2 separate regions of the Homo sapiens genome follow, and region 2 is linked to region 1. The links are chromatin loops, found by intact Hi-C in ENCODE. Cell type or tissue: GM12878. All regions are shown on one strand. Links, peaks and the distances in the headings refer to the core of each region. The heading gives the core; the rest is flanking DNA.

Region 1 (8,671 bases), core at 135-8,134:
TGCCCAGGCTGGAGTGCAGTGGCGCGATCTTGGCTCACAGCAACCTCTGCCTTCTGGGTTCAAGTGATTCTCCTGCCTCAGCCTCCTGAGTAGCTAGGATTACAGGCATGAGCCACCATGCCCAGCTAATTTTGTGTTTTTAGTAGAGACCGGGTTTCTCCATGTTGGTCAGGCTGGTCTCGAACTCCTGACCTCAGGTGATCCACCTGGCCTCCCAAAGTGCTGGGATTACAGGCATGAGCCACCACGCCTGGCCTTAGCTCTTATTTTTATAAAACAATGCCTCAAGCCCTGGGCCTTGGATGTTGGGGAGACAGCAGTGCTATTTAACATTTATTGAGTGCTTGCTGGGTGCCAGACACCAGTCCTATGGGGAAGCTGTTTTACAGATGAAGAAACTGAGGCACAGAAGTGAGCCCCCACAGGCAGGCCCCCAACCCCAATCTGTGCCTTCTGGAGCACATGTCCCATGTCAAGCAAGCAGCCACCTCTCAGCCCCAGGCAGCAGTCCCCGTGCGGGAACTCGAGCCCGGTATTGCCAGATCTCTTGACTTCTTAAAGACATTTTCCAATGGCAGGAAATGTGGAGTTTTTGGTATGAAATCACTCGATTTTTAAAAGTTGGCAACTCAATCACATTTTTAACAAACACTTCATGGGCCAAACCAAACATGACTGTGGGCCAAACCTGTGGGTTGCCAGTTTGCATACTCTGCCCCCGGGTTGACTTGTTGCTGGTGGTGAGGACTTTGCTGGACACTGAACTTGATTTCAAACATTTCTGAACCTTGGGCACCCCTCTTTCCTGGGGAGTTCTGGCTCTTGTCCGTTTCAATTGTGTTGAAACCTGACCCATCACTGGGACGGTGGGCTTGTTGAGGACCCCCATGGCAGCTGGTCATCTTGGGATTCCTCCCTGTCACCCCCCAGGGTCATAAAACGAGACTTGCTCATATTGGGTGCTTATTCTGTAGTCCTTGACTTTACCCCTCACCAGCAGGGTGACCTTGGGGCAAATGACTTGACCTCTGTGCCTTGGTTTCCCCAGCTATGAAACGGGTAATAATAACACCTCCTCTGGGTTTGATGCAGCACTTAGGACAGCGTCCAGCACGTGGTAGGAGCTCAGTCATGTCAGCCACCGTTATTATTACACACAAATGCACAGACGTGCAGACACAGCAATGCCAGGCTCTGCCATCTGGCAGCAGCAGCGCGAAGGTAACGATTTATTTCTGTGTGCTTTGTCTGTCTGTGTTTACCGAAGGGAGTGATATTAGTGTGTGTGTGTGTGTGTGTGCATGAATCTGCACAGTTCCAAGTCAGCTAGCTGGGGTGCCGTTTTCTGCATGCATATCTCCTTGCATAAGTACAGTGTATGCATTATTCATGCACATGCGCACACTCTCACCCTCTCACATATTCCTGGGAATAAATATGTGTTGGGGTTCCCGGGTGGTGATAGCAGTCACCTGAGCAGCCAGTAATGTTTCAGTTGACTGGGGAGGGTGGGAGCTGATGGGGACAGGGTGGGTAGAGGTAAGCAGATGTTCTGGAGAATCTGGGTGGCTGCTGCTGGGGATGTTGGGATATGGCAGGGAAAGTGTTGAGTGCACTGAGGGCTGGGCTGTGGGACTTGGGTGCAACCCACAGCTTGTGGCTGTGGCTGTGGGGAAAGGTGCTGGGATTTGACTTTCACTGTCTCGGCATTCAGTGTTGGAGTGGATGGAACAGCCAGGCTTCCTCTAGGGCGTGCCTAACAGGCCCCTGATCCTTTCTCTGCCTCCCTTCACCTTCCCTTTCTTCTCTTCAGCATATTGCAGGCTCTAATTTAGGCAAAAACTCCTCAGAGTCTAAGAAAAGCTGAAGCATGCAGAATGAGCACAACAGAATTTAGCTGTCTCGAGAGGCAGCCTGGACCATTGAATTTATCTTTTTTTTTTCCGCACTCATGTTGAAGACTTTTTTTCCCTGTTAAACTTCTTAAATTACCTTGCAGCCCTCCACCCTCCTTTTTCCTTGGAGCCTGGGGAGAGTGGAGCCTTTTGTTCCTCTGTTTCCTCTCTTCCGTTCCTACTTTCGGGGGAGGCTCGTGGAACTTGAGGTTGCTTCTGAAATAGAGAGGTGGTTAGACTGGGTCAGCCCTAGAATGGATTTGACAACTTACTCATCATATTGTTAGCTGACACTTACCAAGCACTTAGGATGCATCCGGCTGTGTCCTGAGCATTCTGCATTCATTAACTGACTTATTTCTTCTGGCTGCCTTGATGGAAGTGTTCCTATTGTCCCATTTCACAGTCCAGGAGACTGGGGCACAGAGAGGTTTTGTCACATGCCCAGGGTTCCTCAGCGAGGAAAGGCTGAGCCAAGTCATGAACCAGCAGTCTGACTTCAAAGCCCACACTCTTAACTACAGCACTCTACTACTTCTTTGCTAATGGGTTCATTCAGCATATTGGTTGAGCACCTACTACGTGCCAGGCCCATTTTTCTCCTTCTTTCCTCCCCTTCTTCACTTCATTCTTTTTCTCCCTTCTTCTTTCCTCCTTATCCATCACCCATCCATCTCCCCACCCACCCACCTGTCCATCCATCTGTCCATCCATTTGTCATCCGTCCGTCTGTTCATCTGTCCGTCCAGTATTTCCTGCAATATACTCATTTCAGTATCAGTCTTATGATTTGTATAATATTCAAATACCAGTCACAACATTGTCTATATAATATTTTTACTCAATCTGAACCTCCTCCCTTTTTAAAAACTTTATAGTCTCAGCTTAATAATGTTCATGAAATAATGGTTTTGATATGATAGCCATAGTTACTCATATCAACATAAAAATACTCATTTCAAGTGGCTGCGTGGGGGCTGGCTGATAGCCTGGCCCTGCCACAGACAAGCTGTGTGACTCTGGGCAGGTGACTCCGCTCCCTTATCTATAGCACGGGGAGACTAATGATACCCACTGCTAAGGGTGTTGTATTAAATGAGATAACCATATGAACGTGCTTAGAGCAAGCCCACTGGCCCATCCTGAGCTCTCAGCAAGCCCTGACTGTTGATGATGTTGTTATTACCATCATTATTACTCAGAAAACCTCTGTGGTGAGGAGCAGAGTCAGGGCCTGAGGCTCTGCAGGTTGTCCCGTGATGAAGGTGGATGGAGATGTTGAGGAAGCAGATGGTAGATCGCACTGTGAAGTTGGGTGAAGCTGGGAACCTTCCATGACATTGGAGGAACTTGTTCCATTCTGAATTGGTGGTTATTTGGAAGGGGTAGACATGGCCGAACTTTGAAGGTTCTAGCTAAAGTCAGGGTTTTATTTAATCCTTGCATGGTGGGGCTCAATGTGTGAGTGAGTGTCTTAGTCTATCTTCTGTTGCTCATAACAGAATACCTGAAACTGGGTAATTTATAAAGAAAAGAAACTTTCTTCTTACAGTTATGGAAGCTGAGAAGTCCCAGGTGGAGGGGCCACATCTGGTGAGAACGTTCTTGGGGGTTCTAAAGAGACTCGAGGCAGTTTAGGGAATCACGTGGCAGGGGGGCTGAGCACACTAACACGCCAGCTCAGGTTTCTCTTCCTCTTCTTACAAAGCCACCGGTTCCACTCCCATGATACCCCATTCATCCATTAGCCCGTTAATCCGTGAATGCATTAATTCATTCATGAGGGCAGAGCCTCTTATGAGCCAGTCACCTCTTACAGGCCCCACCTCTGAATCTTGCCACAGCGGGTATTTGTTTCCAACACATGAAATGTGGGGGATGCCTTCAAACCATAGCAGTGACTGAAAACCCAAACCAGTCAGACTCATATAAGAGAAGAAGTATAATAGCCCATGAAGCTAGACCTACAGCTTCAGGTAGAGTTTGATCTAGGGGCTCAACGTACAAAGAATTGGCTTCATCCTGTGCTCTGTGTGCCTCAGGTGGGGGATGAGCAACACCTTTCAAGCAGCATCAGGGTACTTTACGGTAAAATGAGGGAATAGAAGCTGGTGGCCAAAGAGCTGAAGCCTGCCATCATCCTCAGGGCCAGAGCTTCTTTGAAAGAGGGGAGCTTCCTGTTTGAGGGTGGTAGGTGGGCATTTGGGTCCAAGCTCTGTGTTCTGCTACTGAGATTTCTGAAGGACATTTGAGGGCTGCTTTCATGACTCATCTTTGAATGAATTCACTCACCCAGGTTACATCATATCTCCAAACATCTGCCTCTATCCTGCAAAAGGCTCGAGGACACTGCCCGCCTGTTCCCTGGGTGGTGGGGCTTTCTTAGCAGCAAAATGTTCCCGGCTTACAGAAAACTTCCCACGGGCCTTTTAAATCCATCAAGTGAATTACAAGTTCAATTTGGGTTTGCACACATTCTCTCATGGTCCCCCGCTCTAGGGCTGGATGTGGCTGATTCCTGGGTGCGTTAATCTCGAAGCCTCCGCCATCTGCAAGTGAAGTTTAGCTCCCACATCGGCAGTTTTCCTGCCTTGCCTTTGCTTGTGTATATGTGACTTCCCTAATTTTGAGGTTTCTTAAAAACAGAGAAGATAAAACAAACCACAGCCATATTTCCCTCCTCCAGCATCTGGTGGCCACTTGTAATTTGTAATGTTGGGGAAAAAAAGTGTTTTGATCATTTTTCAAAATTAGACTTAAAAAATGTATCATTGGGTGTTCCTGTGTTAAAAGTTTGTTTTTTCTTTTCAGAACATTTTGCAACCAGACTTCTTTAGGGGTTTCCTTAGTCCTTCTTCTGTTCTCCAGATCAGCTTATAAAATTCCTTGCAAAAATGTTTTTTTGTTTTGTTTTGTTTTTTGTTTTATGGTTGCTTTTTTTTTTTTTAATGTAAGGGGGAAGACGAGGGTTTTCGTCGTCCTGCTTACATAAATCCATAATGTGGGGAGCAGCAGAGAGAGTAAATGAGCTCGAGAGTGCTCAGGCCTCTGAAACATTCTCTTGTGGACCCCGGCTGGCCGGGGGCTGTTTGCTGCCAGCGGGCATTCGCTGTTCCTTCAAACACTTGTAATGTGTGATGTTTTGGAATCAGCCTTTTTTCTTTCTTTCTTTTTTTTTTTTGTTTGTTTATAAAGGACCTTTATGATGTCTTTGAAAAGAAATCACTAGACAGAGCCAGCTTTTACATGATTATGAGATTTATGTATTCATAAGTGCCGTGTCGTCCTGGGATCGGGGGAAGCAGACACGAGTGTCAGGGTCTGTTTCCAGGGCTAAAAGGAAGAATCCTCCCCAGGCCTCCTCAGGGAGGGCCAGGGTTGAGGGGCGGTGGGCACTGTCGCCCGTCACCATGGTGAGGAAGGAGGGTGTCAGGAATGGCCTTCCAGCCCGCTTCTCGCAGCCTTTGCTGGACGTTTCTAGCCACCAGTGAGGCCCAGAGAATGGGTCCCCAGAGGGTCATCAGCATCTTATGCTCAAGGGGGCTTCTGAGAGGTTCTTGGAGTGTGTTGTGGGGAGGGGGGGCTGGGAGGGTCAGGAGTCGCATCCTTGTGACCTCTTGTCCTTCCCACGCCTCCTCCTCTTTCCCTCCCCTCCACCTCTCCCTTTCCTCTCCTCCCTACCCTCCTCTCTCTTTCTCTTTCTCTCTCTCTTTTTCTTTCTTTCTCTCTCTCTCTTTTTCTTTCCTTCCTTCTCTTTCTTTTCTTTTCTACTCTTCTCTTTTTTTTCTTTTCTTTCTTTCTCTTTTTTTTTTGACAGAGTCTTGCTTTGTGACCCAGGCTGGAGTGCAGTGGCATGATCTTGGCTCACTGCAACCTCTGCCTCCCGGGTTCAAGCGATTTTTCCCACCTCAGCCTCCTGAGTAGCTGGGATTACAGGTGTGCACCACCACACCTAGCTAATTTTTGTATTTTTAGTAGAGATCTGGTTTTGCCATGTTGGCCAGGCTGGTCTCGAACTCCTGACCTCAGGTGATCCACCTGCCTCGGCCTCCCAAAGTGCTGGGATTATAGGCGTGAGCCACCGTGCCCGGCCCCCATCCTCCCTTTTCTACCCTATCCCGTTTCCCCGCCACTTTCTTTCTCTCCTGCTCTCCCTCCTCTCCCTGAGTCTCCTTGTTGGTCATGTCTTGGGCCCAGGTTCTAGGGTCTCTGTAGGATGGGTCCCCAAGGGTAGGTTTGCCTAGCCCTTTAGAAAGTCCAAAACCTACATGCCCTGAAAGGAGGCAAATAGATTTGTTGCTTATTTGTCCTCCAAGGGGGTCCAGCTGCTTACCACCCCCCGCCCCCAGCATGCCACCAGGACCCCTCCCAGGGAGTTTTGTTCAGGCCTAGATTCCAGGTTTGACCTCACCTCCCCGACTCACCCCCTTTCTCTGCCCAGAGCCATCCTGGCCCCTGGCTGCTCCTCAGATGCTCGGGTCCAGCCCAGCCCCATTCTCTTCCTGCTGTGATCCATGAGCCCGCTCAGGCCCCACTGTCTTCATGGACCCTCCTCATGGCCTTTTCTGAACCCCCTGCTGGAAGGCACCGGCCCATCCATCCCGGCTCTTTCTGCCCTGTGGCTTTGCCTGCTGCTGTGTTGTCTGTCTCCCTTTGCTAGAGGTAAGCTCTGTCTTCCTGTGCCCTCCGTCTCCACCGCCTGCCACATGATGGGGGCTCGTCAGTATTTATGGAATGAATTTGGGGACATTGGTGCACTTTTTTTTTCCTGCTGATGCCTTGGATCAAAACCCTCTGAGTGCACAGGCTTACTGAGGGAAAGCAGAGGGGCTGCTGGCACCGGTGGAGGTGGTGACATCTTGAAGGTTGGAGGTAAAAGCCCAAAGAGACTGGCCAGCTGGGACAGGTACTTCTGTAGGGTGAGAGGGGGTGTCCCTGGAGTCCGAACATCAGCGATGAGGCCTGAGCTCAGCCCTGGCTGGCCGCTCTGCTATCTGGTGCCAGGCTCTGTGGATGAGTTTGGGGAACCTTGGGTGGTCACAGTGGCTGGAGCCAAGCCTTGGCACCACCAGGGGGTCCCACCCAAAGCCAGTTTCTTGAGCAGAATGGATGGCAGTGGAGGTACCAGTGGCGCTCAGCATCTTTGCAGCTTCGATGAGTGGGCCCTAAAGGTGTCCTCTGGGCTGGTGTTGGCTGCCACCCATCACAGGTGTGGGAGCGGGGCAGCCACTGCTGGTAAACCTCCTGTGGGCTTGTCAGAGGAGACCCCAGGCAGGAAGTAGGCTGACAGGCAGATCAGCACTTTAAAAAAATATGCTTCATCGAAATAGAAATTATATCTGGCTGGGTGCAGTGGCTCACGCCTGTAATCCCAGCACTTTGGGAGGCTGAGGCAGGCGAATCACCTGAAGTCAGGAGTTCCAGACCAGCCTGGCCAACATGGTGAAACCCCATCTCTACTAAATATACAGAAATTAGGTGGGTGTGGTGGCAGGTGCCTGTAATCCCAGCTACTTGGGAGGCTTAGGTAGGAGAATCGTTTGAACCTGGGAGATGGAGGCTGCAGTGAGCCGAGATCATGCCATTGCACTCCAGCCTGAGTGACAAGAGCGAAACTCGGTCTCAAAAAAAAAAAAGAGAGAAAGAAATAGAAATGATATCTGGAAGAACCTACCCATTTTAAGTATATACTTCAATGAGATTGCACAAGGGAGGGTCTGCTGGCTACACACAGGGAGCTGTGGCTGCTTCTGTCCAGCCAGTGGAGTGGGAAGGAGCTGCTGTGGGCTCAGGTGGGGTCAGGAGGACCCAGGACATTTAATTCCCAAGGTTTCATGCCCAGTCGCCCACTTGCCTTTCTCTTCTGGTGGGCTCCCAGTTCCTGTGGGCAGGTCGGCTTCTTGACCCCCAGAAAAGGGGCTTCTTTAGGGAAGAGGGGGAGGCCTTTCGGTCCAGCAGTGTGCAGATCAGGACGGCCTCACTGTCACAGAATAATTGTTACCAAAATGAGGCCTGCTGCTGAGAACTCATTGAAAATGGGCCCTAACATAGCAATATTGAGAATGTGGGGTGGCGGGGGTAGAGTCTAGATGAGTCCTTCACTTTGAAGAAGAAAACCACAATCCTAAAAATAGGTGGAATTTTATCCCGTCAGTAACTGTATTTAGAATGTAATAACAACATTGCATGAATTCTTAGAATCAACAAGGAGGGAACCAAGTGTTATTTTTTACTGTTGGGGGTATGTGTAATTTTTCTGATAAAATTAAATGATTACACGATGCCACATCATTCATGTAAGGTTTCACTTTATAGCATGATGATAAAGAGTCATTTTGCAAAACCCCTGGAGCCCGTTTTTGGACTTCTTGTGCACTCTCTGATGGTCAGAAAAGTTCCTTTGGAACTTCTTATGTGGTCTTCCTGGGCTTTCTTCACTCTCATTGTGAGCCAGCGACTCCTGGGTCTTTATTTGTTTATAGCTTTGCCTGGCAGCCAGCTGTGGTTCTCCAGCATCACTTTCACTGATGTCATAAAACCCTGCATCTTTTGCAGGATTTGCAGTTTCCTTTTGCAACTGATTTGCTTTCCGTTCACCTTGTGTTGTGACTGTGGTATATTCAGGAGCGTGAGATCCATAAAGACATGGAGGGGACATTAGCAGGTGAGCTGTTTGAGCAGGAATCACTTTAGAAGTGGCCAGCTCATTTGGGGTATTTTGAAGACAATGACTTTTCTTCCTTGGGGTACTTGGGTAACAGGTAGTGGTGAAGTGG
Region 2 (8,671 bases), core at 414-8,413, 72 kb after region 1:
GTCTGTGCACGGCCGCTGGTGTCTCCTGCACCTCCCATGTCTGTCTGTGGGTGATGCAGCTGTCACCCAAGTGCAGCGCAAGGACCTTGTCATTCGGCTGTTACCTCTGTCTACTTGGCTGGGAGGAAAGTGGCTGATACTGAGGTCCGCGCTCCTGGGATGGACTGAGTGAGGTCCATTGCCAGGGAGGTGTTGACCTCAATTCTCGGTGAAGGGGGACAACTGGGAGTGACGTGTTTCCCGGAGCATGGACGTATACTACTCATAGCTTTCCAGAAGATTTTAGGTGGCACCAGAGCAGACTTTATGTAGGATGGGTGGAGGGGGAAGGGGAGAAGCCAACATTAAAAAACAGTGACTCACACAGTAGAATACTACTCTCTTAGCAAATCCCTTTCCGTCTTCCTAGTGTCCTCTGAGAGACAGCCACGGTTGGTGCTGCAGTGTTTAGGGTTTTTGAAGCCATTCATTCATTCACCACCTATTTATTGAGCAACTGTTATGTGTCAGGCACTGCTTGAGGTGCTAGAGGTACAAAGTGAACAAAACCAGCTTGAACCCCTGTCCCCTTGGAACGGACATTCTTCTTGGGGGAGATGGTGACAAATGAGTAAGAAATGTGTATGCTTGTTTAGATGGAATATTTGGATGCTGTGGAAAAAATAAATATCAGGTTCAGAAGATCAGTAAGGACCAGGAGTCACTCAGGGGGTTGCAGGTTTAGATAATGTGGTCAGGGAAGGCTGGACTGAGAAGGAAACATTTGAGCAAAGACCTGAAAGAGGTGAAGGAGGAAGTCAAGCAGGTACCTTGGGGAAAATTGTTCCAGAGGGAACAGCCAGTGCAAAGGCCCTGGGGCAGGACTGTTGCTGGTGTGTCTGGGGAACAGTGAGGAGGCCAGGGTGACTGGAAAGGAAGAGGATAGGGAGAGAGCGAGGGAGTAAGGTTAGAGAGGTAATGGAGCCAGGTCAGGTATGGCCTTGTGGGCCATCGTGGGGTCTTTATTTTCCATCTTGGTGAGGTGGGAGCCATGGGAAGGTTCTGAGCAGGGAGGAATGGGATCTGCCTTAGTTCTAATGGGGTCCCTCTGGCTGTGTGTGGAGGATGGACCGTGGGGTGGTCAGGATGGAGTCAGGGAGACCAGAAAGTGCTTGGCTTCAGTGGTTCGGGTAGGAGATGTCTTGACCTGGTGGTGGCAGTGGAGGTGGGTGCATTTCATGAGAGTTGCCTTTTCACATCCTTTGCCCATTTTCTATTGGACAATTGTCCTTTTGATTTCCCAGAGTCCTTCTATTATTCTGGATACTTTGGGTTATCTCTTTGGAGTTTTTGTCTGACTGATGTTATGCAGTGAGCTCCTCATCTGCTGGGGATCGGGCATTGTCACCGTCTTGCTGAGAAAGCACAGGAAGTCAGAGATCTCTTCACTGCAGCCCCCTCTACCCTGACCCCATCCTCCCCCAACCACAGTGCCCACCCCTTCATCCTGTCTCTCGGGCCGAGCACCAACACCTCGCCCACAGCTGCCCCAGAGACTCAACCTGTGTCAGCCTGTGCTTAGGCTCTTTCCTGTGTGGTGAGCACTAACCTCGGGACACCCCTTGTTGGGGAGTTGGGGGGGGGGTCCTGCCATCACCTCTTCCTTTCAAAGCCATGCTCAGCTGCCCCATCTTCGAAGGAGCCTTCCTAGATCACCTTTTGTGGGGTCCAACCTGGATTCTACTTTCTCTTGTACTGTGTGTGGTTAAGAGTGAATTCGGAAGTCCAACTCCACTTCTTAGCTGTGTGACCAAGGGCAAGTTGCTGAACCTCTCTTTGTCTCCATTTTCCCATCTGTAAAATGGGCATGGTAGTTACCTCCCAGGCTTGCTGTGAAGATCAGATGAGACAATGCATGAAAAAACTCATGAAAGCATTTTGCATACTACTGAGTAAATGGTCATGCTTGTTAAATGTTGGTGACTCAAATATTGTAATGGTTTTTATGCTTATTAATCCTAGCTCCTGACCTTATTAGCATTGCCTCTTTGAAATCTGACTTAAACTCTGTGTGCCTCAGTTTTCTCCTGTGAAATAGTGCCCTAGTTATTGGTTATTATAAAGATGAAATGAAAAATATCTGTAAAATGCTGAGATGTGCTTAATATTAGTTATTTTTATTGTTTCAACGTCTGTTTTTTCCAATATTAATATAACTACATTAAGTTTCTTTTGACTAGTGTTTTCCTGAAATATCTTATTTCTCCTTTTGTGGTTGACCTATCTGAATCCTTAGACTTTAGGTGCTTTTTTTGTTAACTCCATAGAGTTCAATTTAAAATCTGATCTGATAATATCTTCTAACAGGAGCGTTTCGTCCACTTATATTTATTGTGTTTATTAATATATTTGAACTTGGTTCTGCCGTCCTTCTTTTTGATTTCTGTTTATCCTCTTTTTTTGATGCTTTTGCGTCTTTCCGTGTTTTATTTTGGATTGTTTTAGTTTCTTTGGCTTAGTTGCTCTTTTTCCTTTATTTATTTTATTTTTATTTATTTTTGCTTCCACTAAGTTGAAATTTATAGCTATCATCACCACTACCACCACCATTACCATCACCATCAATCACCACCATCTCTCACCATTTTACCCTTTTCTCTAGAGAAATGCCTGTGCAGAGCCTGGAAGTGGGAGCAAGAGGTGTAGAACTTCACGGTGAGCCGTGCTAGGGCCTCTTTGAAAGGCTGGATATAGAGCTCCTGAATGTCAGAGCCTGGAGGGTCAGTAGAGACCTACCACCCTAGGGTCACAAACACAGATACCTGCAGGGCACGTGCAGGAAACGAGTGAGTAGGGTGGTTGTAACTTAGCGAGTTGGGTGGGAACTGTGGCAGACTAGAGGACACACATCCCTTCTAAGGAACAGCCACTGCTCAGCCCAGCCAACTGTTACTGTAAGGTGGAAACGCAAGTCCAGGGTGGCCAGAGCTTCTGCTTTGCTGACAGAGGCTGGCGATAACATTTAGCTTGGTCTCATCACTACCTTGCATACCCAAGAGGCATAGGCACAGAAAGGGGAGGCAACTTGTCCAAGGTCACACAGCACATCCTCATCAAAGCCAGAACAGGAACTTCCTGATAGGAACCCTCTTCCCACTTTACCCCCCTTTCCTCTCTGAGTAGAAGAAAGGAGTTTTTAAAACCCACGAGCATTATTTCCTTTCTCCTGCTAATTCCTAATTGGTGGGACTACAGTTTTCCTAGACATGCAGCAGAGGCTGAAATTGTTAAAATTGGAAATACATTTGCATGAAGTCTGCATATGATTTGCATGCATGCAGGGTGTTTGTGGGTTTTTTTTTGCAATGCTGGGGAGCTCTTCACTTCTGGGTTCTCTTGGACTTCCAGATGTTTTTCGCTTCTTGTTTTCTTTTCCTTTTTTTTTTTTTTTAAAGTGGTGGTGGGTATCCTTAGCACCTCTTCATTTGCATTCTGCTGTCACCCTAGGTATGGCCGCAGGGGACTTCAGCACTGTGGGTACAGGAGCAAGCCAGGCTTCCTGAGCTTAGATGGCAGAGCCTTGGGCAGGCCTGTGTGACTGGAGGCAAGTCACTGAGTGCAGGATCAGCCCCTTCCTGGAGTTGGCTGAGGTGTCCCCAGAAAGTTGGTGTTGTTCTGCTTGACCCAGACCCTGTTGGTGACACCACCCTCCTGCCTTTTTCTCTTTGTGGAGAGGACAATATGGCTTTCCAACCCCCACCAACCCCAAGTCACAGAGAATGGTGGGTATTATCACATCTTCCAGTGACAATTGCAGCTTTGTTTTCACACTGTGGGTTTATGGGTTCATTTTCTTATGATTTCGCTTGCCAGTGACTGAAAATCTACTTTATTGTTTTTATGACATTGTTAATTAAACTTACTTTTAAAAAAAGAATAGAAAACAGAAAAGACCAAGGGTAGGTCTGACTTCAGGCATAGCTGCATCCAGGGCTCAGGCGATACTATCCTGACTCCGTCTGTCCATGTCCTGCTGTGTTTCCCTCAGTGCCAGCCTTGTGCTCAGGAGGCTGCTTTCTTACAGTGGCGTCGTTGGTCACCAGCAGCCTCAGGCCTGTGTGTGACCAGTGTACCCACCCAGGGAGAGGAGAGCATGCCTTTCCCAGCGTTTGCGTAGGAAGTCCCAGCCTGAGGCCCACCGGCTCAGCATGGGTCCCACACTCTCCCTGTGTGGCTGGGAGGATGGAAGGTCAGGCTTTAGTCACAGATCCACACTGGGAGCTGGCTGGGGTGACCTCTCCTGGACTCCATGGCCCGAGAGAGGAGCAGGTGGAAGCAGTAGACCTCTGCAGCTCATCCTCCTCTCTCCTTACCACCTCCTCTTCCTCTGAGCCCTTTGTTCTTCCCCCAGTCCTCTCCTGGGCCTTGGGATAAGGCTGAGTGAGCTGGGCCTTCGGTGAAGCTGAGTGAGCCAGTAGGAGCTGGCTCTAGCCACGTTTGTTTGTTGCCCTTGGGTTTGAGGCCCTGCGCCTCAGGCTGCCTCTTACGGCCATGCTGGGAGCTGATGACACAGTTTTGGGGACATGAAGGGGCTGCTCAGAGCGGGCACCTTTGGACATCCTTTGAGTAAATGTGATTGCAGGGGCGAGAGGGAGGTGAGGCATCTCGCGGAAGCCCAGGCTTCTCTGCGCCAACATCCTCTCTTCTAGGAAGCCTTCGCTTGGGGCCCCACTCGCGAAACCACACAGGACTCGAGGGGCGGATGCTGGGGAAGGCCATCAGCCTGGCTCCTGGAGGGGCTAATGCTGCTGGTTCACAGGGTAGCCCTGGCACACCCCTCTCTTCCCTGCACTCAGTTTTTCTAAAGGATCCCCAGGACCTGCCCTACTTAGACACTTTGTGTTCTAAGAGTCTGATTTGGAGGTGTTCATTTCCAGCTATTACTATTTCTAGAGGGGCCTGTAGATGTGGTTGGCATCTGCCAAGTCCCACTTTCTGTCTCTGTGGCCTTGGGCAAGAGGGTTTTAACCTCTCTGTGCCTCAGTTTCCTTATATATAGAGTGGGATGATAATAGTACCCACCTCACTGGGATGATTCGAGGATGAAATGACTTAATACACTTAAATTTCGAGCAGTGCTTGGTGCACAGTAAGTACTTAGTAGATGCTAGCTATTAGGACTATTACCACGACTTCTATTTTCACTATTATTCCTACTATGCAGAAATCATAAGAAATAGCCACTATTACCACAGACATAATGACGATGATGATAAATATTGTGTCCTTATTGGGTACCAAGACTTTTACATTCATCACCCCATTGGATCCTTACATTAGCCTTAGGGGGTGAGTCTTAGCCTCCTTCACAGATGCACACACTTGGCTTTAGAGAGGTGAGGCCACTTGTGCAAGGCCCCACAGCTGAGATGTGGTGGAGGCGAAGTAGAGACCATGCCTCCCTTTTCCCAGCACCCATTCTCTTGACCACAGAGCTCTCCAGTTTCATCATCTGATAATGGGTTTGAGCTAGAATAAGGCATTAGTGGGCCTGAATCTATCATTGATACTTCTATTGATGGGGAACTTACTACCTTACAAGGTAGCCCTCTCTCTTGCGAGAAAGCTCCAAGTGGTGTAAGAATGGATTAATTCATTCAAACAGTGGTCTCTTGCACTGGTCCCATTGGACTCCTTGAGGTCTTACAGATTCACCGGGCCTCTTAGTCATGTAGTTCTCCCAAGACGCTTAGCAAGCAAGCAAGCAAGCACCTCTTGGGTTCCTTCCAGAAATACTCTTCTCTGGGCCAAACCCTGGAAGTTCATGTATCTGTTCCACTTTGGATATGGATTCCAGGGTTTTCAGTACCATAGTATGTCTCCTTTGAATGTGACTCTATTCTGATTTATTAGTACAGTCTGTTCAGTTCTGAATTGGGCAGGAGCCTTCTCACCTCCCTCCTTTCGCATGTTAGACCTTTGTTAGTATCGCTCAAGCTCTCGTTGGCTTTGAAGATACCCACATTTTATGCCTGTCTGAGACCAGCTGGGACACCTTCGAGTTTCCATATCTGTGCACTCCCTCTGAGACTGTGAAGCAGTAGGAACTTTTTCAAATAAGAGATGGAAAAACTAGCCCAAGCTGACTTACACAACATATATATGTAAAAAATAAATAGGCTCACATAACTGACAAGCCATGGATAGATGGCTTCAGGTATGGCTGGATCATGGTGTCTCAAGGGAATTGCCCAACTGCTTTCCTAAGCTGCTGCAGCATTTTATATTTTTACCAGCAATGTAGGAGGGCTCTATTTTTTTCATATCTCCACCAACAGTTGTTATTCATGTTTTGGATTATAGCTATTCCAGTAGATGTGAAGTGGTATCTCATTTTGGTTTTGTTTTGCATTTTCCCACATGATGTTGAACATCTTTTCATCTGCTTATTGGACATTTGTGTATCTTCTTTGGAGAAATGTCTGTTCAAGTCCTATGCCTGTTTTTTACTTGTATTATTTATCTTTTTGTTGTTAAGTTGTAAGGGTTCTTTACATATTCTGGGTACAAGTTCCTCATCAGATGTGTAATTGATACTATTTTCCTCATTAGGCAGATTGTCTTTTCCCTTCCTTTTAAATTTTATTTATTTTTTGGCTTTCACGTTGGGGTAGTGTCATTTGAAGCACAGAAGTTTTAAATTGTGGTGAAATTCACGTTATCTATTTTTTTTAAGTTGCTTGTGCATTTGGTCATATCTAAGAGCACTTCGCCTAACTTAAGGTCACAAGGGGTTTACTCCTGTGTTTTCTCTGACAGTTTTATAGTTTTAGTTCTTACATTTAGGTCTGTGATCCATTTTGAGTCCATTTTTGTGTGTGGCATGAGGAAGGGGCCAGCCTCATTTTGTTGCACATGGATATTCAGTTGCATCATTTGTTGAAAAGACAGTTCTTTTGTCCATTTAATTGCCTTGGCATCCTTGTGGAAAATTAACTGACCATAAATGTAAGGATTTATTTCTGGACTCTCAATTTTTTTTGATATGCATTGATTTTTACTTTTGATTTTCTTTTTTTTTTTTTTTTTTTATAGTTCTGGGATACATGTGCAGAATGTGCAGCTTTGTTACATATGTCTACATGTGCCATGGTGGTTTGCTGCACCTATCAACCTATCTCTCTCTCTCTTTTTTTTTTTTAAAAGAGATAATAGAGACAGGTTCGTTCTGTCACTCAGGCTGGAGTGCAGTGGCCCGATTATAACTCACTGTAACCTGGAGCTCCTGGGCCCAAGTGATCCTCCCACCTCAGCCTTCCAAAAGCTGGAACTACAGGTGCACATCACTGTGTCTGGCTAAGTTTTTAAAATTTTTTGGTAAAGATGGTGTCCTTCTGTGTTGCCCAGGCTGGTCTTGAACTGCTGGCCACCGCCTACAATTCTTTTCCATTGATCTCTAGGCCTATCTTTATACAGTACTATGTTGCCTCTTTTTTTATGATGGAGTCTCACTCTGTTGCCCAGGCTGGAGTGCAGGGGCTTAATCTTGGCTCACTGCAACCTCTGCCTCCCGGGTTCAAGCGATTCTCCTGCCTCAGCCTCCCAAGTAGCTGAGATTACAGGTGTGCACCACCATGCCTGGCTAATTTTTATATTTTTAGTAGAGATGGGGTTTTGCCATGTTGGCTAGGCTGGTCTTGAAGTCCTTACCTCAGGTGATCCGCCCGCCTTGGCTTCCCAAAGTGCTGGGATCACAGGCGTGAGCCACCATGCCTGGCTTGTGTTATTTCTTCTTTTTTCTTTTTTTTAAGATGGAGTCTTGCTCTGTCACCCAGGCTGGAGTGCAGTGGCGCAATCTTGGCTCACCGCAACCTTTGGCTCACTGCAACCTCCGCCTCCCAGGTTCAACTGATTCTCCTCCCTCAGCCTCCCAAGTAGCTGGGACTACAGGCACGTGCCGCCACGCCCGGCTAATTTTTGTATTTTTAATAGAGACGGGGTTTCACCATGCTGGCCAGGCTGGTCTCGAACTCCTGACCTCGTGATCTGCCTGCCTGGGCCTCCCAAAGTGTTGAGATTACAGGCGTGAGCCACTGTGGCCGTTACTTCTTGAGATCTTGAGGAGTGTGCCGGGAGAGGAAACAGCAAGTCCAAAGGCCTGGAGGCAGGAATGGGCCCTCATTTTTTGGAGCTCCACAGAGTGGAGCCAACATGCCCCGTGAACCAAGACACCAAAGCTAACACTTCCCCTGCGGTTTTGGTCCAGCTATGGGCCTGGCCAGGTCTTGCTTGGTTTCAATTCCCTACCCCTACCACTGACCTAGAGCAAGAATAGAGATAGAGGCGGACAGATAGAAAAGGGAAGCAGCCTTTTTTTCACTTTTACTAACTACTGGGTGTTGGCAGCCCCACAGGGAACCACTGGAGGAGGGTCACTGAGATTCCAACTTCCAGGGTTTGGGAGGAGCAGATATGGTGGCAGTGCCCATCAGAGGGGTGCCATGGACCCATCAGGTTTTAGCTTCAAGAATAAAAGTGGTGAGAGCTTCCTATTTGTTGGGGGAGGTGGGAAGAGGCCCAGGGCCTCAGGCTGGAGAATCACAGAATAGTGATTCAGAAATGTGAGCTCTGGAGCTGGACCGTGTAGCCGCTTAGCTGTCCGTGCCCTTGGGTAGGGGACCTTGCCTCTGTG

The links. Peaks named below come from ENCODE experiments on the same cell type or tissue, not always from the same donor. Only the 100,000 strongest peaks of a DNase experiment are listed, where the experiment ranks them.
Region 2: a loop joins it to region 1, with 3 times the contacts of the local background. A loop is called at or near these places in 7 of 110 quality-filtered maps.

What each region holds. Positions count from the first base shown.
Region 1 is chr20:48,783,779-48,792,449 of GRCh38, reverse strand. The region is part of intron 1 of PREX1 (phosphatidylinositol-3,4,5-trisphosphate dependent Rac exchange factor 1); the gene reads left to right. Among named protein-coding and RNA genes, the nearest start is that of PREX1, 40 kb to the left of the region's middle. RefSeq lists a silencer at 2,153-2,252 and enhancers at 3,132-3,231, 3,332-3,391, 3,972-4,031, 8,356-8,405. In GM12878, for the core only: no CTCF peak of the experiment used is centred there; DNase peaks (open chromatin) are centred at 3,639 and 4,152; H3K4me3 peaks cover 2,777 bases; H3K27ac peaks cover 6,941 bases.
Region 2 is chr20:48,712,257-48,720,927 of GRCh38, reverse strand. The region is part of intron 5 of PREX1 (phosphatidylinositol-3,4,5-trisphosphate dependent Rac exchange factor 1); the gene reads left to right. Among named protein-coding and RNA genes, the nearest start is that of PREX1, 110 kb to the left of the region's middle. RefSeq lists enhancers at 1,139-1,408, 1,599-1,778, 3,745-3,804, 4,640-4,849, 7,936-7,985 and 1 more and a silencer at 2,785-2,844. In GM12878, for the core only: no CTCF peak of the experiment used is centred there; DNase peaks (open chromatin) are centred at 1,502, 1,803, 3,427 and 8,257; H3K4me3 peaks cover 958 bases; H3K27ac peaks cover 5,431 bases.